Linked DNA regions of Homo sapiens: regions 2 and 3 are each linked to region 1. A link is a loop called in an ENCODE intact Hi-C map of the cell type or tissue named here. Cell type or tissue: dorsolateral prefrontal cortex. All regions are shown on one strand. Links, peaks and the distances in the headings refer to the core of each region. The heading gives the core; the rest is flanking DNA. Region 1 overlaps FKBP6 (FKBP prolyl isomerase family member 6 (inactive)). Region 2 holds the start of FZD9 (frizzled class receptor 9). Region 3 overlaps BAZ1B (bromodomain adjacent to zinc finger domain 1B).

Region 1 (5,635 bases), core at 427-5,426:
CTACATGTCTGTCCTTATGCCGGTGCTACACTGGCGTAATTACTGTAGCTTTAGGAAGTTTCGTGTTTTTTGTTTATTTTTTGTCTTTTAGTAAGTTTTGAAATGGGAAATATGAGTTCTCCAGCTTTGTCCTTTCTCAAGAGTATTTTGGCTATTCAGGGTCCTTTGAATTTCCATGTGACTCTTTTTTTTTTTTTTTTTTTGAGGTGGAGTCTTGCACTGTCACCTAGGCTGGAGTGCAGTGGTGTGGTCTCGGTTCACCACAACCTCCGCCTCCCATGTTCAAGTGATTCTCCTGCCTCAGCCTCCAATGTAGCTGGAATTACAGGCACCTGCCACCACACCCAGCTGATTTCGTATTTTTAGTAGAGATGGGGTTTCACCATGTTGGCCAGACGGGTCTCGAACTCCCGACCTCAGGTGATCTGCCCGCCTCAGCCTCCCAAAGTGCTGGGATTACAGGCATGAGCCACTGTGCCTGGCCACCATATGAATTATCTAATCAACTTGTCTGTGTCTACAAAAAAGGCTGTTGAAATTTTGGTAGGGTTGCATGAATATGTTGACCAGTTAGGAAAATATTACCATCTTAATATTGTCTTCCAATTAATGAACATGAGATATTTTTCCATTTTATTTGAATCATCTTTAATTTCTTTCAACAACCATTTTGTAGTTTTCAGTGTGCAAGTCTTTCAGTTGTTTTAAGTTTATTGCTACTTACTGTATTCTTTTTGATGCTATTGTAAATGGAGTTGTTTTCTTAATTTCATTTTTGGGTAGTTCGTTGCTAGAGCATAGAAATATACCTGACTTTTGGCCGGGCATGGTGGCTCACGCCTGTAATCCCAACACTTTGGGAGGCTGAGGCAGGTGGATCACGAGGTCAGGAGATCGAGACCATCCTGGCCAAAATGGTCATATTAAAATATGAAAAAATTAGCCGGGCATGGTGGTGCACACCTGTAGTCCCAGCTACTCAGAAGGCGGAGGTTGCAGTGAGCTGAGATCACTCCAGCCTGGCGACAGAACAAGACTCCGTCTGAAAAAAGAAGAAAAAAGAAATATACCTGACTTCTTATGTTGATCTTGTGTCTTGCAACCTGTAACAGCCGATTTTTAGCTCTGATAGTTTTTGCGTGTGGATTCTTTAGGGTTTTGTACATAAGACTGTTACTCCTCTTGACCATCTGCCTTCCCTCTCCACAGGCCCTATTGCTTCTGCGCCGGCGATCAGCACCCCCTGAAGAGCAGCACCTGGTGGAGGCCGCCAAGCTTCCTGTTCTCCTGAACCTGTCCTTTACATACCTGAAGCTAGACCGACCCACCATAGCCCTGTGCTATGGAGAGCAGGCTTTGATCATTGACCAAAAGAATGCCAAGGCCCTCTTCAGGTGTGGACAGGTGAGTTGGAAGCCAGTGACTTGGGAATAAACACCCAGGAAAAGGTAGTAGCAGTGCTCAACTCAGCTACTGCAAAAATGCTGTCTTTTTTTTTTTTTTTTTTTTTTTTAGACAGAGTTTTGCTCTTGTTGCCCAGGATGGAGTGCAGTGGCGCAAATTCGGCTCGCTGCAACCTCCGCTTCCTGGCTTCAAGCAATTTTCCTGCCTCAGCCTCTCAAGTAGCTGGGATTACAGGCATGCGCCATCACACCCAGCTAATTTTTGTAGTTTTAGTAGAGATAGGGTTTTGCCGTGTTGGCCAGGCTGGTCTGGAATCCCTGACCTCAGTTGATCCGCCCGCCTTGGCCTCCCAAAGTGCTGGGATTACAGGCATGAGCCACCGTGCCCAGCCAAATGATATCTTTTCTAACTGTGCTTTTAAAGTTCTCTCCTTGGGACAGGCTTGTCTTCTCCTGACTGAGTATCAAAAGGCCCGGGATTTTCTAGTTCGAGCCCAGAAGGAGCAACCCTTCAATCATGACATCAATAATGAGCTGAAGAAACTGGCTAGGTGAGCTGTGTTTGCAGGAGCATGAAGAGAGATGGGTGGGGTTGTGACTCTGGTCTGTCCCCCCACCCCCCCCAACAAAGGACAGTCTGGCGGTGTTGCCCAGAGTGTTAGGAGGCCGCCCCCTCTACAGCTGGGTTTCTGAAGTGCTCGGCCGTGCGCTGCACCAGCAGTTCCCAGCAAGCAGGTGAGACAGACTGCCAGACTATACATCTCCATCATCGCCCACCTTTCTGTTTCCCCTACCGCAAATAAACAACCCCTAGAGAGGTGGGAGGGTGTCACTTTTTTTTTTTTTTTTTGAGATGGAGTCCCTCTCTGTCACCTAGGCTATAGGGCAATGGCATGATCTCGGCTCACTGCAACCTCCGCGTCCCGAGTTCAGACGATTCTCCTGTCTCAGCCTCCAAGGTAGCTGGGATTACAGGCGTGTACCACCACATCTGGCTAATTGTTTTTGTATTTTAGTTGAGACAGGGTTTCACCGTGTTGACCAGGCTGGTCTCAAACTCCTGACCTCAGGTGATCCCCCCACCTCGTCCTTCCAAAGTGCTGGGATTACAGGCACAAGCCACCACAACTGGCCCCGGTGTCACTTAAAAAGAGTCTTCTGGTGCGCTCTTCCCTGCGTGCTCCACCAAGAACCACTGCTCCTAACCAAGTGCAGAAAGGCCCCTCGTAGGTCCTCATGTGACCAGAAACAGGCGTTTCGGGTCTGACTCATACCCATGGATTGACCTCCTTGTTACCCACGTGACTAAGCACACCAGTCTTTTAGTGATGTAATTTTTTCTCATTATAGAAGTTTTGTGTCCATTGTAGAAAACCTTGAAAATGTCTACCTATAAATAGGAGTCCCCCATAACTCCATCACTTGGTAATAGGTCCATGGTTTTTAAGGTATATCTTCTTCTGTAATGGTGAAATTCTCTACTTGTCTTAATATTAAACATTCGGTCCAGATTGCTAGTTAAAGCTTGCTTGGCATTAGTGTCTGAGATGTGAGTATCTCTTAGGTTACATTTCAAGCCTTTTAGGACTTGCCAGCAATTTCCTTTCTGGTATTTAAAAGTATCCTGTCAGATCTGGTCATTCTTTAGTGAGAAAATCAGGAGAGGTTAGAGGCTGCTGAGGGTGAGGGGTCGTTTGGCGAGACTCAGCCCGGAGCCTGGTGGCCAGAGGCACCTGCCCTTCAAGGCAGCTGTCCTTTCCAGTTAGGGGGTTTTGTCCAGGGGCTTGGCTCCTTGGCCAGCTGTGGGAGCCTTCCCTGCCTCCCCACCTCTCCAGCTTACTTCCATCCCTCCCAACTCAGTTTGAGTCCTGATAAATTTTCAGTGTTTCTGGATGTGAGTGGAGAATTCCAGCCACCAGATGTCACCTCCTCCAAACACAGACCTCCTCTAACAAGTGTGTATTTCCCTCTCCAGCTGTTACAGGGACTATGTGGATAAAGAGAAAGAAATGTGGCACCGCATGTTCGCGCCCTGTGGCGATGGTTCTACAGCAGGAGAAAGTTGAAGGTAATCAAAGGGCCAGGGTGGCACACAGGCTTCCGGATGGAGAAGCGTGCTGCTCTCCTCCACCCCCAAGTGAATGGTGGCTGTCTGCAGCTGAGGGTGGACGAGGGGTAGACAAGTTCCTTGCTGTAAAGAACAACACAACGGTAGTGCAGGATGCACGTGCTGCACGCCTACCTTTCCCGTGAGAAGAAAGTTCGCCCAGACCTGTGGGTTAAATGTATAGGTTCAGGGGGCCTTGAGCTATTTATTTATTTATTTGTTTGTTTGTTTGTTTGAGGCAGAGTCTCACTCTGTTGCCCAGGCTGGAGTGCAGTGGTGCGATCTCAGCTCACTGCAAGCTCCGCCTCCCAGGTTCAAGCGATTCTTCTGCCTCAGCCTCCTGAGTAGCCGAGATTACAGCTGTGAGCCGTGGCGCTCAGCCTAAATTTATTTTTTAAAAAACCTTTTTTTTTCATGTTTTATGTGAAACTCTCCTTGCAGTTGCTTGGAACATGAGACTGAGTAGAGTCATGAATGTGATGGTTGATAGAGCTGGGCTTTGACGTGTCAAGCTTCTGTTCATCTTCTTTCTCCTGAGAACTCGAAAGCCTCCAACTTGACTGTGTCTCTAACACATTACTAAAGCAGACAAGATCGCAGGGTGGGGATGGGCTGTGGCTCTTAAATTCTACTTTCTATTAGACTTAGAGATTTGAAGATGCTGAAAGCAACAGGGAGCGGAATATAGCATTCCTCCCAAGATCACACCTAGTAATTTTGCAGGCACAGGGCGGGAGTTCCCAAGCACATGAGATAACCCTCCAGTCTGAACCCTCCAGTCTGGTCTACTATTTAATAAAATTAATGGAAACAAAATCACCTGCCTGAAACACCTGCTTAGCTGCACAGATAACTCTGCTCTCTCGGAGAAGTCAAACAAGGAACAACAAGAAAACAGCTGCTGAACGGGCTCATGGTGATAAATCTCTCCTTTGTTGCTTCCTCCATCTCCCTACAAAAGGGGCTTGAGAGGAGGAGGCAGTGAAAAGGCCTATTCATCCCCGACATTTTCATAGCGGTCCATAAACTGCTGCTATCTGCACTTTCAGATGCGCCCACCAGCATCACAGGTAAATGTTGCCTTCGTCACTGATGCTGGCCATGTGAACCCTGGCCTTCAGGTCTTTCAGTGGCCTTTGGAGTACATATTTGCAGGTCTTCAGAACTGAGATGTGAGCCAGAGGACTTCCCTTGTTTGGTCACTTCTAGTATCCAGTAAAAATGAAGGGCAGTGACTGTTTGCCAAACATTTTGGACTGTGACCCCACAAGTCCTGTCATGAATGAAGACCCAGGTCTGCCAGGGTCCATCCCAGACAAGGGCTTGGGCAGCCCAGCTGGGCAGCAGTTTTCCTCGCCATCATGTTTGCTTCCCAGCCTTTTCAGTCTGTAGGACTGGAGGCTGCTGATCTTCAGATGCTTTCCCCCAGATTTCCAACTCCAGCATTTATCTTACCATCAGCAATGACTGTATTTGTGTTCTAAAGTAGCCACCACTGTCATATTGCCACTGCTGTCACAGTTGTGATAAGTTTTAGCTTTTGTGTCTTTGCTCTCCCTGCTCCCCTTTTTTTCTGTAGTATTTGAGGCCTAGTCATTTAAAAGAAGCTAAAAATCCAGTCATCTTGACAACCTAGTTGTCACTAACCAGGACAATTTTTTTTTTTTTAAGGGTCTCCCTCTGTCACCCAGGCTGGAGTGCAATGGCACAATCTTGGCTCACTGCAGCCTCTGCCTCCCAGATTCAAGTGATCCTCCTGCCTCAGCCTCCCGAGTAGCTGGGACTGCAGGTGTGAGCCACCACGCCTGGCTAATTTTTGTATTTTTAGTAGAGACAGGGTTTCACCATATTGGTCAGGCTGGTCTCAAACTCCTGACCTCAGGTGGTCCTCCCGCCTTGGCCTCCCAAAGTGCTGGGATTACAGGCCTGAGCCACTGCACCTGGCTTAGGACAATTTTAACTTTTGTTCTTTTCATCTTAGATGTTAGATACCACTGACTTGTAAGATTACTTCTGGAGGAATGAGTGTTCTCTTAAGTATTAGTTATGTGCTCTAAGCCTCTGACTATAGTAGACAGTATGCCTTTTCCATCTTTGCATTTTCTAGCTTCTGGAGCCATGCCAG
Region 2 (5,635 bases), core at 303-5,302, 91 kb after region 1:
TAGAGATAGGGTCTCACTCTGTTGCCCAGGCTGGAGTGCAGTGGTGTGATCATGGCTCACTGCAGCCTCCCAGGCTCAAGGGATTCTCCAGCCTCAGCCTCTTGAGTAGCTGAGACTACAGGCGCATACCACCATCCCTGACTTTTTTGTTTATTTTTGTTTTAGAGATGGTGGGGTCTTGCTATTTTGCCCAGGCTGGTCTCGAACTCCTGGGCTCAAGTGATTCTCCCACCTTGGCCTCCCAAAGTGCTAGGATTACAGGCTTGAGCCACGGTGCCTCACCTGGGTCCCCCAGGGTCACAGGTACCATACTCCTGCCTTACCTCTTTGGGAACTTCAGGACGTCTCATGGCCCACATGTGGCTGAGTACTATCCTGTGCTGGACACAGGGCTGGCTGCGTCTCCTTGGTGCCCCATCTCCCGATCCTCTTGAGGAGCGAGGGGCTGAGTGTATGCACGAGATGGCATGTCCCCTGCCTGGTCCCCTCCCTGCTCCAGCACAGCTCTAAGGGTAGCAGAGTACTAATTACAGGGATGTGTGGGAAATGATGGCCCCATTTTCTCACCATTGCCACCACCACTGCTGACTCCTTCCCAAGTCCCTACCACAGGCCAGGCTCTAGTGCAGGCAGGTGTGGCTGAGCTGGGCCGGCTGGGCTGGTGTCCTGCCTCTGGTGGTGTTAACAGGCAGCCTCTTGCAATGGAGGAGCCTGGATGCCAATCTTGACCCTTACGAGCTGCGTAATCCTGGGCAAATATTTGAGTTTGCTAAGCCTCAATTTCTCATCTGTATATGGGTACGGGATTCCTTGTAGCACTGTGATGAGGGTGAACAAATGATCACTGTAAAATCCCTGGCCCAGAGCCCAGGAGGCTCACAACAGGTCCTCGGTCAGTTTCTGTGCCTCCCTGAAGTTCTAGGTTACTCACTCATTCATTCACTCACCATCCCTGGGCTCAGCCAGGGTGCCTAGCCCTGTACTAAGTGCTCGTATGAAACAGTGCTAAATGCTCACGTGCAACAGTACTAAGTGCTCACGTCAAACAGTACTAAGTGCTCATGTGAAACAGTGCTAAGTGCTCACGTGAAACAGTACTAAGTGCTCACATGAAACGATGCTAAGTGCTCACGTGAAATGATGCTAAGTGCTCACGTGAAACAGTACTAAGTGCTCACATGAAACGATGCTAAGTGCTCACATGAAACAGTACTAAGTGCTCATGTGAAACATTCTGAGTCCTCCAGGTGTTTCCAGGCCAAGAGAATAGGAACAGTTGGGTGAAAGGGGGATGGCCTTCTCTAAAGAGTCCCAGATCAGGGCCCCTTGCCCCTTGTGTGGCCTGCCGGTGGCACTTGGATTTCACCCACAGAGCTACCCAGGAACCATGGCAGTTTCTAAGCGGGTCCCAGGAGTCTCAAGGGGGCAGCCTAGAGAGAGGTGAGAGGGTGATGGCGACACTCCCCAGAGGAGCACGGTGGCCTTGTGAAATGGGTATGGGTTCCGGAACAGACAATCACAAATGGAACACTTAGTAGCTCTATGCCCTTGGGTATGTCATTCCTCTCTGAGACTCAGTTTCCCCACCTGGGAAATAAGGATAACGTAGCATTCTTGGATTGCTGAGAAGATACAATAAGGGCAAGTATGAAGTGTGATCGATCAGATTCAGGTGCCCAACACGTGTTGTTGATTTTCTTTTTTTTTTTTTCTTTTTTTTTTTTTTCAGGCCAGGCACCGTGGCTCATGCCTGTAATCCCAACACTTTGGGAGGCCGAGGTGGATGGATCACCTGAGGTCAGGAGTTCGAGACCAGCCTGGCCAACATGGTGAAACCCCTGTCTCTACTAAAAGTACAAAAATTACCCGGGAGTGATGGTGGGCGCCTGTAATCCCAGCTACTTGGAAGGTTGAGGCAGGAGAATTGCTTGAACCCGGGAGGCGGAGGTTGCAGTGAGCCAAGATCGCACCATTGCACTCCTGGGCGATGAGATGAGCCTGGGCGACAAGAGCGAAACTCCATCTCAAAAAAAAAAAAGCTATTTTTTTTTCTTTATTAGAGACGAGGTCTCACTATGTTGCCCAGGCTGATGGGGCAAGATGGGGGTGGGGGTGAGCCACTGCGCCTGGCAGAACTGTTGATTTTAACAGTAGGATTATCTGCCTGCATTACAGAAAAGCAAGCTGAGGCTCAGAGAGGAGCCCCAAGTCACATACACTGAGGGGAGAGGCAGACGCTGTATTTGAGCTGCCACTGGGTACAAGGCAGACTTCCACACGTGGGAAGCCTTAGAAATGGTCTCCCCTGGCCGGGCACGGTGGAGCACGCCTGTAATCCCGGCACTTTGGGAGGCAGAAGCGGGAGCATCCCTTGAGCCCAGGAGTTCAAGACCAGCCTGGGTAACATAGTGAGACCCTGTCTCTACAAAAACATTTTAAAATTAGCCGGGAGTGGTGGTGCCCACCTGTAATCCCAGCTACTCTGGTGGCTGAGGCGGGAAGGTCGCTTGAGCCCGGGAGATGGAGGCTGCAGTGAACTATGGTCGTTCCACTGGACTCCAGCCTGGGCGACACAGAGAGACCCTGTCTCTAAAAAGAAATAACAATTAAAAATAAAAATAAAAAGTCTTCCAGCTGGGCGCGGTGGCTCAAGCCTCTAATCCCAGCACTTTGGGAGGCCGAGGCAGGTGAATCACCTGAGGTCAGGAGTTCGAGACCAGCCTGGCCAAAATGGTGAAACCCCGTCTTTACTAAAAATACAAAAAATTAGAGGGGCGTGGTGGCAGGAGCCTGTAATCCCAGCTACTCGGGAGGCTGAGGCAGGATAATCGCTGGAACCCGGGAGGCGGAGGTTGCAGTGAGCCGATATCGCGCCACTGCACTCCAGCCTGGGCGACAAGAGCAAAACTCCGTCTCAAAAAAAAAAAAAAAAAAAAAAAAGTCTCCCTCCTAGAGTAAAATGAGGCGACCCAGTCTGAGAGTGTGGGTACGGGGACTTCCCGCAGCCTCTCCCAGGCAGCAAGGGAAGGGAAGAAACCGAGTGTAAGCGGAGGGCAAGCGGGCGGACACCCACCAGGCCCGGCCCCACCCCGTGCTCCGCGTGGCCGGGAGACGCGGCGCCTTTAAAGCCCAGTGGGAGGCGTGTCCCTGGGCGTGTCCTCCCGGAGCCCCGCCCCGGGGGCTGGTAGCCTCGGCCCCGGGAGGTTGCGCCGGCTCTGGCTCAGCGGCGGCTCCGGTGGCAGCGGCGGTGGCGGCTAGGCGGGCTCGGCGGCTCCTGTCCCTCGGGCGGCTGCCCGCTCGCTGCCCAGGGCGCCCGGACACACGTGGGCGGCTCAGCGATGGCCCGCGCCCCGCGACGTGGCGGGCAGGCACCGGGGCGCGGGACCGCTGAGCCCGAGTGAGCCGGGGCCGCGCTCCCGCCTTCGGCCCGGGCCTCCCGGGATGGCCGTGGCGCCTCTGCGGGGGGCGCTGCTGCTGTGGCAGCTGCTGGCGGCGGGCGGCGCGGCACTGGAGATCGGCCGCTTCGACCCGGAGCGCGGGCGCGGGGCTGCGCCGTGCCAGGCGGTGGAGATCCCCATGTGCCGCGGCATCGGCTACAACCTGACCCGCATGCCCAACCTGCTGGGCCACACGTCGCAGGGCGAGGCGGCTGCCGAGCTAGCGGAGTTCGCGCCGCTGGTGCAGTACGGCTGCCACAGCCACCTGCGCTTCTTCCTGTGCTCGCTCTACGCGCCCATGTGCACCGACCAGGTCTCGACGCCCATTCCCGCCTGCCGGCCCATGTGCGAGCAGGCGCGCCTGCGCTGCGCGCCCATCATGGAGCAGTTCAACTTCGGCTGGCCGGACTCGCTCGACTGCGCCCGGCTGCCCACGCGCAACGACCCGCACGCGCTGTGCATGGAGGCGCCCGAGAACGCCACGGCCGGCCCCGCGGAGCCCCACAAGGGCCTGGGCATGCTGCCCGTGGCGCCGCGGCCCGCGCGCCCTCCCGGAGACCTGGGCCCGGGCGCGGGCGGCAGTGGCACCTGCGAGAACCCCGAGAAGTTCCAGTACGTGGAGAAGAGCCGCTCGTGCGCACCGCGCTGCGGGCCCGGCGTCGAGGTGTTCTGGTCCCGGCGCGACAAGGACTTCGCGCTGGTCTGGATGGCCGTGTGGTCGGCGCTGTGCTTCTTCTCCACCGCCTTCACTGTGCTCACCTTCTTGCTGGAGCCCCACCGCTTCCAGTACCCCGAGCGCCCCATCATCTTCCTCTCCATGTGCTACAACGTCTACTCGCTGGCCTTCCTGATCCGTGCGGTGGCCGGAGCGCAGAGCGTGGCCTGTGACCAGGAGGCGGGCGCGCTCTACGTGATCCAGGAGGGCCTGGAGAACACGGGCTGCACGCTGGTCTTCCTACTGCTCTACTACTTCGGCATGGCCAGCTCGCTCTGGTGGGTGGTCCTGACGCTCACCTGGTTCCTGGCTGCCGGGAAGAAATGGGGCCACGAGGCCATCGAGGCCCACGGCAGCTATTTCCACATGGCTGCCTGGGGCCTGCCCGCGCTCAAGACCATCGTCATCCTGACCCTGCGCAAGGTGGCGGGTGATGAGCTGACTGGGCTTTGCTACGTGGCCAGCACGGATGCAGCAGCGCTCACGGGCTTCGTGCTGGTGCCCCTCTCTGGCTACCTGGTGCTGGGCAGTAGTTTCCTCCTGACCGGCTTCGTGGCCCTCTTCCACATCCGCAAGATCATGAAGACGGGCGGCACCAACACAGAGAAGCTGGAGAAGCTCATGGTCAAGATCGGGGTCTTCTCCATCCTCTACACGGTGCCCGCCACCTGCGTCATCGTTTGCTATGTCTACGAACGCCTCAACATGGACTTCTGGCGCCTTCGGGCCACAGAGCAGCCATGCGCAGCGGCCGCGGGGCCCGGAGGCCGGAGGGACTGCTCGCTGCCAGGGGGCTCGGTGCCCACCGTGGCGGTCTTCATGCTCAAAATTTTCATGTCACTGGTGGTGGGGATCACCAGCGGCGTCTGGGTGTGGAGCTCCAAGACTTTCCAGACCTGGCAGAGCCTGTGCTACCGCAAGATAGCAGCTGGCCGGGCCCGGGCCAAGGCCTGCCGCGCCCCCGGGAGCTACGGACGTGGCACGCACTGCCACTATAAGGCTCCCACCGTGGTCTTGCACATGACTAAGACGGACCCCTCTTTGGAGAACCCCACACACCTCTAGCCACACAGGCCTGGCGCGGGGTGGCTGCTGCCCCCTCCTTGCCCTCCACGCCCTGCCCCCTGCATCCCCTAGAGACAGCTGACTAGCAGCTGCCCAGCTGTCAAGGTCAGGCAAGTGAGCACCGGGGACTGAGGATCAGGGCGGGACCCCGTGAGGCTCATTAGGGGAGATGGGGGTCTCCCCTAATGCGGGGGCTGGACCAGGCTGAGTCCCCACAGGGTCCTAGTGGAGGATGTGGAGGGGCGGGGCAGAGGGGTCCAGCCGGAGTTTATTTAATGATGTAATTTATTGTTGCGTTCCTCTGGAAGCTGTGACTGGAATAAACCCCCGCGTGGCACTGCTGAGTCCTCTCTGGCTGGGAAGGGGGGAAGGTAGGAGGGTGAGGGCCCTGCAGGAGTCTTTCTTGTAAGCAGAGCTG
Region 3 (5,635 bases), core at 309-5,308, 100 kb after region 1:
GACCACGCCACTGCATTCCAGCCTGGGTGATGGAGTGAGACTGTCCCCACCGCCCCCCTCCCCAAAATTTTTTTTCCCTGAGAAAGGTTTTAAAATGGCAGAATTTCCCCATAGTGAAGGCTTAAAAACCTATTTTCACCGTAATTCCTAGTTTCAAATGAAGTTTTTCAGGGTTTTAGACGGAGACAGGGCCAGGAGAGGCTTGGAGGGAGTACTTCTTTCTGTGGTTAAGAACACTGAGAGGCCCTGACTCTGGAGGCCAAGCCTTCAGAGGACCCGGCTCCAAGGGTCAGTGGGAAAGCAGCACTCGGGACAGCACTACCCACCCCCACCCACCAAGAAAGAGCACAAACAGCCACCAGAGTGGTTTCTTCTTTATAAACACAAGTACATGAGGTTTATTTGAAATTCCAATTTATTACAAGTTCACCCTTTAATGGGGCCCTTCCTCTTTGAAGACAATAAAAAAAAAAAACAACAACAAACAATTCAGGTGTCACTGAAGTGGGAACACAGGATTCTCACTATGAACAAGAACAGACTGGATGTAGGAGGCAGGGGAAGCTGGCGGTGGTGGGGTTATGAAGCTGTGATGTCAGTGCCAACTCCATGCCTATAGAAGGGACGGTAAACTACCCAGCAGCCCTGGAGCAATCCTCGTCGTCCTTGGGCAGGAGGACGGAGGAAGCAGAGGCCACATTCCGCAGTTTAAAATTAAGAGGCTTGATTCTCATGTTCTAGGAGCTGCAGTCCCCTTGGTGGACTTTAAATAGGTACAGAAGAGCTTGGGTGCTCAAAATTTCCAAATTCAAAGGTGATAAAAAAGAAAAACCCTGTTTTGTACTTTTATCAAAATCCATCATAAAAGGGAAAGAAGACTACAAAGTTTTGCCTAAATATAACAACTAGAGCTAGATTTGTTGTGGGGGAAGGGGCTCTCAGAGCTTCTCTGCCGCTCTCTCCTCCCACCCCCCACCGACACTGACCACTGGAATCTTCAGGTTCTTGAGGAGTTCCAAGGCTGAGGTCAGAACGGGCATGGGAGGCAGCAGACACAGCACTGCCCTGCTCCCCCTCCAATGTTGCTGCTTGCCTCAATGAGCCTCCAACCCAACTGCTCTAGAGGAGAGTGGATGGGCTGAAGGAGAAGCCAGGGAAGTTAGAGCAAACACATTATCATAGAAACTGTACTGTACATGTGCTAAAGCAAGATGTCAGGAGTATCTTACAAGATGTTCTTTATACAATATCACTGCTGAAACAAGCAACTTTTAATAACTAGAAAAGTCAATTTAAAAAAAAAATTAAACATTTAAATTCTTCCTGCTTTTCTTCTGCTCCCCTAAGAGCTTGACTGGTATGTGGGTGGGCTGGGCTCCAACACCCCTCTGGCCAGATCCATCAAAGTAAAGGTTATATGCATGATTATAAGCAGGACTCCAGTCTCTAAGTGAAGTGCCTTAGTTTTGTTTTTTTGTTTTTTGTGGTTTTTTTATTTTTTGGGGGGGTGGGAGGAGCTGTCACAAAGAAGGGGAGATTCAGGAATGGCTCCAGGACACGTCCCTTTACTCTGCCAAGATCAACTCAAAAGACCACAACTGTTTCATGATGCTGGTGAATACACAATTCTGTATGGCACTCACTGATACTGTCACCTGAGAGGAAGACGGGGGAAGAGACAGAGTATGGGCTTAAAGAAACAAGACTGTATAATAAATACAGATTAAAAAAGAAAAATCGCCACCATCTCCCCTGTTGGCCTGATTACCCCGATCCTGCTATGTAACACAGCAATCCCTCCCCTGGAGACCAGAGGGGCTTGGCACTGTGGTGGAAGCCAGAGCGAGCAGGCCCTTAGGAAAGAAGGCAGGAACAGGAACTGGCTTCACCAGAAAAGCTAGACCCTCGGACTCCTCCTGGAAACTCTCAGAAGGGAGGGTTATGGCCCTCTTTGTCCCTTCATATTTCTGGACAAAGACCACCAACCCAATATCAAGCCCCATAAAGAGCTTTTAGAAAAACAGCATAAGCTTGGGATGACAGGCGTTTCTGGACTCCCTGTGATCTCTTCCAGGTTCTTGGTCTTCCTCGCTCGCCTCCCTCCCACCCTCCCTAGCTGTCCCCCCACCTCAGCTCCCTTACCACGGCCCTGCCTCTCTACTTCTTCTGTCTTCGTCCCCTGGACTGTCCAACGGCCTCTGGCTCACTGTCCCCTTCATCTTCAGCAAGCCTATCAGGAAACTTCTTGCGCTTCCTGCGGACATATGGGTGGCCAGGAAGGTGTTTATGCAACAGAGCCACTAGACACTGTTCTGTCTTCACCATGCAGCTTAGCACATGGCTGCCACGGCAGTTGTAAACCTCAGCATTGGTAAACACTTGCTTCATGTCAGTAAGAAACTCCTGCACAGAGCGGTAGCTCCCACAGGAACATTTGTTCTGCACTGTCTGAAAGTCCATGGGGTGCGTGATCACATCATAGTAGTCCTCGGCCTCATCTCTGGTCACAGGCTCCCTGTGGAGAAGAACCAAATGGAGAATCTGCACAGCCTTGACGGCAGTGCCCCTGCCACTGAGACACGTCCTGAAAAGCAAGGGCTTGGCTGAGAGCCCCTCAGGGGCTCTGGAAGCTTTTAGAACCAGCCAGGCCACTCCTCTCCCCTGCACCTGAGAACACAGCACTCACCTGAAGGGCCAGCTGAAGCGGTACTTCACGATCTTGTGGAGGATCTCTTCACACTTCTGCAGCTCCAGGCTTTGCCTCCGGGAGCTCCGCTTGGTCTGAAGCACCTGGCAGGAAAGAAAGAACAATGTTATTACAGATTCAAGACAGGAGGAAGAATGGACAGGGCAGAAAATAAGTGTATCTGCTCAAAAAAGGAAGAGAGTTCAACTATTTCCTTGGCGCAGAGGTGCTGAAACCTTCTGATATTCAAGTCAGGGAGCACCCTCGGCCCAGGTGGCAGGCATCTTCCCAGTAGTCCACTCACTCGCCTCCCCCGGGGCCACGGCAATCAAAGCAGCAAAGAGCAGGCAGCGGGGGCCGCCTTTACCAGCAGTCCTGCTGGAGGTCGGCTGAAGGGGGCTACTGTCAACAGGACACTAGCTCTCAGAGAACAGGTGGACCTGGGGTTACAGTGACACCATGGAAGGGCATCAACAAGCCACTGCAGAAAGCAAAACATGCTATCTGGGCCAACAGCAGCCAATTCTGTGGGGGTGGGGTGCCTCTGGTAAGAAAAGCAAGAGGTCCAATTCCCTTCCTGGGCTCTTCCACCGTAGACATGTGAGGGTTAAGTGGCTAAAGAGAAAAGGGGCGGGGCCTCCATTCCAGGTAGCCATAACAAAAGCTGTGATTCACAGCAGAGGCCACAGAGCCCAAGGCTGTGGCAAACCGAGCATCTTCTAATGCCTTATGATCTCCCAAATGGCCTGCCTTAAGCCCCTAACTCCAATTTGATCTGTCAAAACAAGCACCTTTTCAAGAGTTTCTTTTTTGTTCTTTAAAGCTCAAGTGAGATCTAAAAACTACTAAAATTACATTGGTTAAGGAGCAGAGGGGAGGGTAATGTCCCTCCCATAACAACTGTCGACTCAACAGTAAGTGAGGCTCCAGCATTGCTGACATTCCCACAATGAAGACCCAGCCCCTCTGAGCCCACTGGAGACACATGGATACTATTTTTAAATCCTTAATAAGTTGCAGGCTGCCCGCTAACTAGTTTGCAGGCTACAGCAGGGGAATGCCGGACATAGCTGTTCCTGGAGGCCTTGCTGCTTCTGTCTGCGTACAGGCTCACCCATCTGCCTCCCCAGCCTCCCAAGTTTGGTAAGAAGGAGGAGGGGGGAGGCTCCCCTCCCACCTGTTGCCTGATGAATTCCTAATTGCTGGGGTAGGGAATAAGAAACAGAAAGGTTAGAGAAGGGATGATAAATAATTCTCACCAGCTCATCCACCTCAGCATCATCCACAGGTGGTGCCTTGGGCTGAGACCTCCTGGTAGAGTGTGGCTTCTTACCCGGGCGCCGGCCTGACCTTGCTGCAGGGGGGATGACGCTGTGCTTGCCCCGGATGGTCTTTCGAGGTCTCACTGAAAGAAAAACTATGGATTCAGCAGAGAACAACGGAAGGTGAAGGGAGGAGCATCTTCGAAATGGGGGAAAGGGATGCAGGGAGAATCCTTTTCCTGGACAAGGAAAGCAGTGGCCTCCTTTGGTTTTAAGGTGCTCTTGCTATTTTATCTTGCCTTACCTAACAGGACACTAAAAGGCAGTGGCAGCCGATGAAGAATGGGTGCCTTTCATCCACTGCCAAAGCCCTTCAGAGGGCTAGGTCCTTCAGTACTTCTGTCCTGCCCCGTCCTGCAGTTACTCCCAGCCATAAGGCCCCTGCAGGAATCAACTGTAAACTCTCACTCATGAGAAGCCATTTGCTAATAGGTCAGCCTGGATTTCCCACAGCCCAAGCTCAGCCTGAGCGAGTGGATGTATTTACATGTAAGATGGAACTGGATTGTAAAACAAACCCTATGTTGTAATTCCCAGAGTTATTCTACACTTACCATCAGAATCTTTCCAGAGAAAAGCTGGTACTTCCATGAAGGGCCACAAGGCTCCTCATTAAATACAATTTAGGGCTAGTCCCCTCCATAAGAGCCCTGCCCAGGATCCCCAATGAGAGAATAAAGAATATAGGCCGGGCGTTGTGGCTCACACATGTAATCCCACCACTTTAGGAGGCTGAGGCAGGTGGATCACCTGAGGTCGGGAGTTCAAGACCAGCCTGACCAACATGGTGAAACCCCGTCTCTACTAAAAATACAAAATTAGCAGGGCGTGGTGGCACATGCTGGTAATCCCAGCTACTCAGGAGGCTGAGGCAGGAAAATCGCTTGAACCTGGGAGGCGGAGGTTGCAGTGAGCCGAGATCACGCCACTGCACTCCAGCCTGGGAAACAAGGGTGTAACTCCATCTCACAAAAGAAAAAAAACACACACACACACACACACAAAGGCACTGAGACTACTTGTGTCTCAGGTTTACAACAGGTGCTCACCATCAAGCCAACTGGCATTCCTCAGTGAGCCCTGGGAAACAATGCCATGAGGATTTAGCTCCAGGCTCTCCACCACCTTCCCTTGGGGAGTGGGGAGATGACACTGGACACAGAGGTCTAGGAAGGCAGTGACACGAATAATCCAGAAACACTACTTTCCATTCTATTTCTGGATCACGATAACCCTTTCTTGGCTACTTTAGCGTCTCTAGCTCAAGCCCAGGCTAGTAAGAAAGGGTAAGAATCTGATGCTTAGGTGCTAGAACCTTGAGCTGCACTGGGGAACCACATCTTTGGTGGTCTGAAAGATAGAGTTGACAAAAAGCTCTGAAGTACCAAATACTTCCCAGATCCTTTTGGCAAGTCGAGGCCGTAAAAACTTAGAAAAGCAATTCCTTGGAAAGAGAGCTACAACGTAGAAGTGGAAAGCAATCACTAGCTTACAAATAAACAGAATCAGTATACTACCATATTCAGGATCTGCCCTCAGAGAGATCAGGCGCAGTGGCTCACACTTGTAATCCCAGCACTTCGGGAGGCCAAGGCAGGAGGATCACTTGAACCCAAGAGTTCAAGAC

What was found. Hi-C counts contacts between places; a loop is a spot of excess contacts. Peaks named below come from ENCODE experiments on the same cell type or tissue, not always from the same donor. Only the 100,000 strongest peaks of a DNase experiment are listed, where the experiment ranks them.
Region 2: it touches region 1 in a loop (4-fold over the local background); 35 of 110 quality-filtered maps call a loop at or near these places.
Region 3: a loop joins it to region 1, with 4 times the contacts of the local background. A loop is called at or near these places in 71 of 110 quality-filtered maps.

The regions. Positions count from the first base shown.
Region 1 is chr7:73,339,429-73,345,063 of GRCh38, forward strand. FKBP6 (FKBP prolyl isomerase family member 6 (inactive)) reads left to right here. Exons shown (of 9, transcript NM_003602.5): 6 at 1,210-1,404; 7 at 1,845-1,954; 8 at 3,379-3,471. The coding sequence ends at 3,469. Among named protein-coding and RNA genes, the nearest start is that of FKBP6, 14 kb to the left of the region's middle. RefSeq lists an enhancer at 2,687-3,631. In dorsolateral prefrontal cortex, for the core only: CTCF peaks have their summits at 3,330 (motif pointing right) and 3,532; a DNase peak (open chromatin) is centred at 3,366; H3K4me3 peaks cover 1,410 bases.
Region 2 is chr7:73,430,567-73,436,201 of GRCh38, forward strand. It overlaps FZD9 (frizzled class receptor 9), which reads left to right and starts at 3,212. Exons shown (of 1, transcript NM_003508.3): 1 at 3,212-5,554. The coding sequence starts at 3,442. The coding sequence ends at 5,217. RefSeq lists silencers at 3,025-3,314, 4,853-5,147 and an enhancer at 3,031-3,904. In dorsolateral prefrontal cortex, for the core only: a CTCF peak has its summit at 3,118; a DNase peak (open chromatin) is centred at 3,165; H3K4me3 peaks cover 1,310 bases.
Region 3 is chr7:73,440,039-73,445,673 of GRCh38, forward strand. It overlaps BAZ1B (bromodomain adjacent to zinc finger domain 1B), which reads right to left. Exons shown (of 20, transcript NM_032408.4): 17 at 3,946-4,091; 18 at 2,687-2,790; 19 at 2,143-2,515; 20 at 368-1,655. The coding sequence ends at 2,158. Among named protein-coding and RNA genes, the nearest start is that of FZD9, 9.1 kb to the left of the region's middle. RefSeq lists an enhancer at 2,582-3,552. In dorsolateral prefrontal cortex, for the core only: no CTCF peak of the experiment used is centred there; no DNase peak of the experiment used is centred there; H3K27ac peaks cover 336 bases.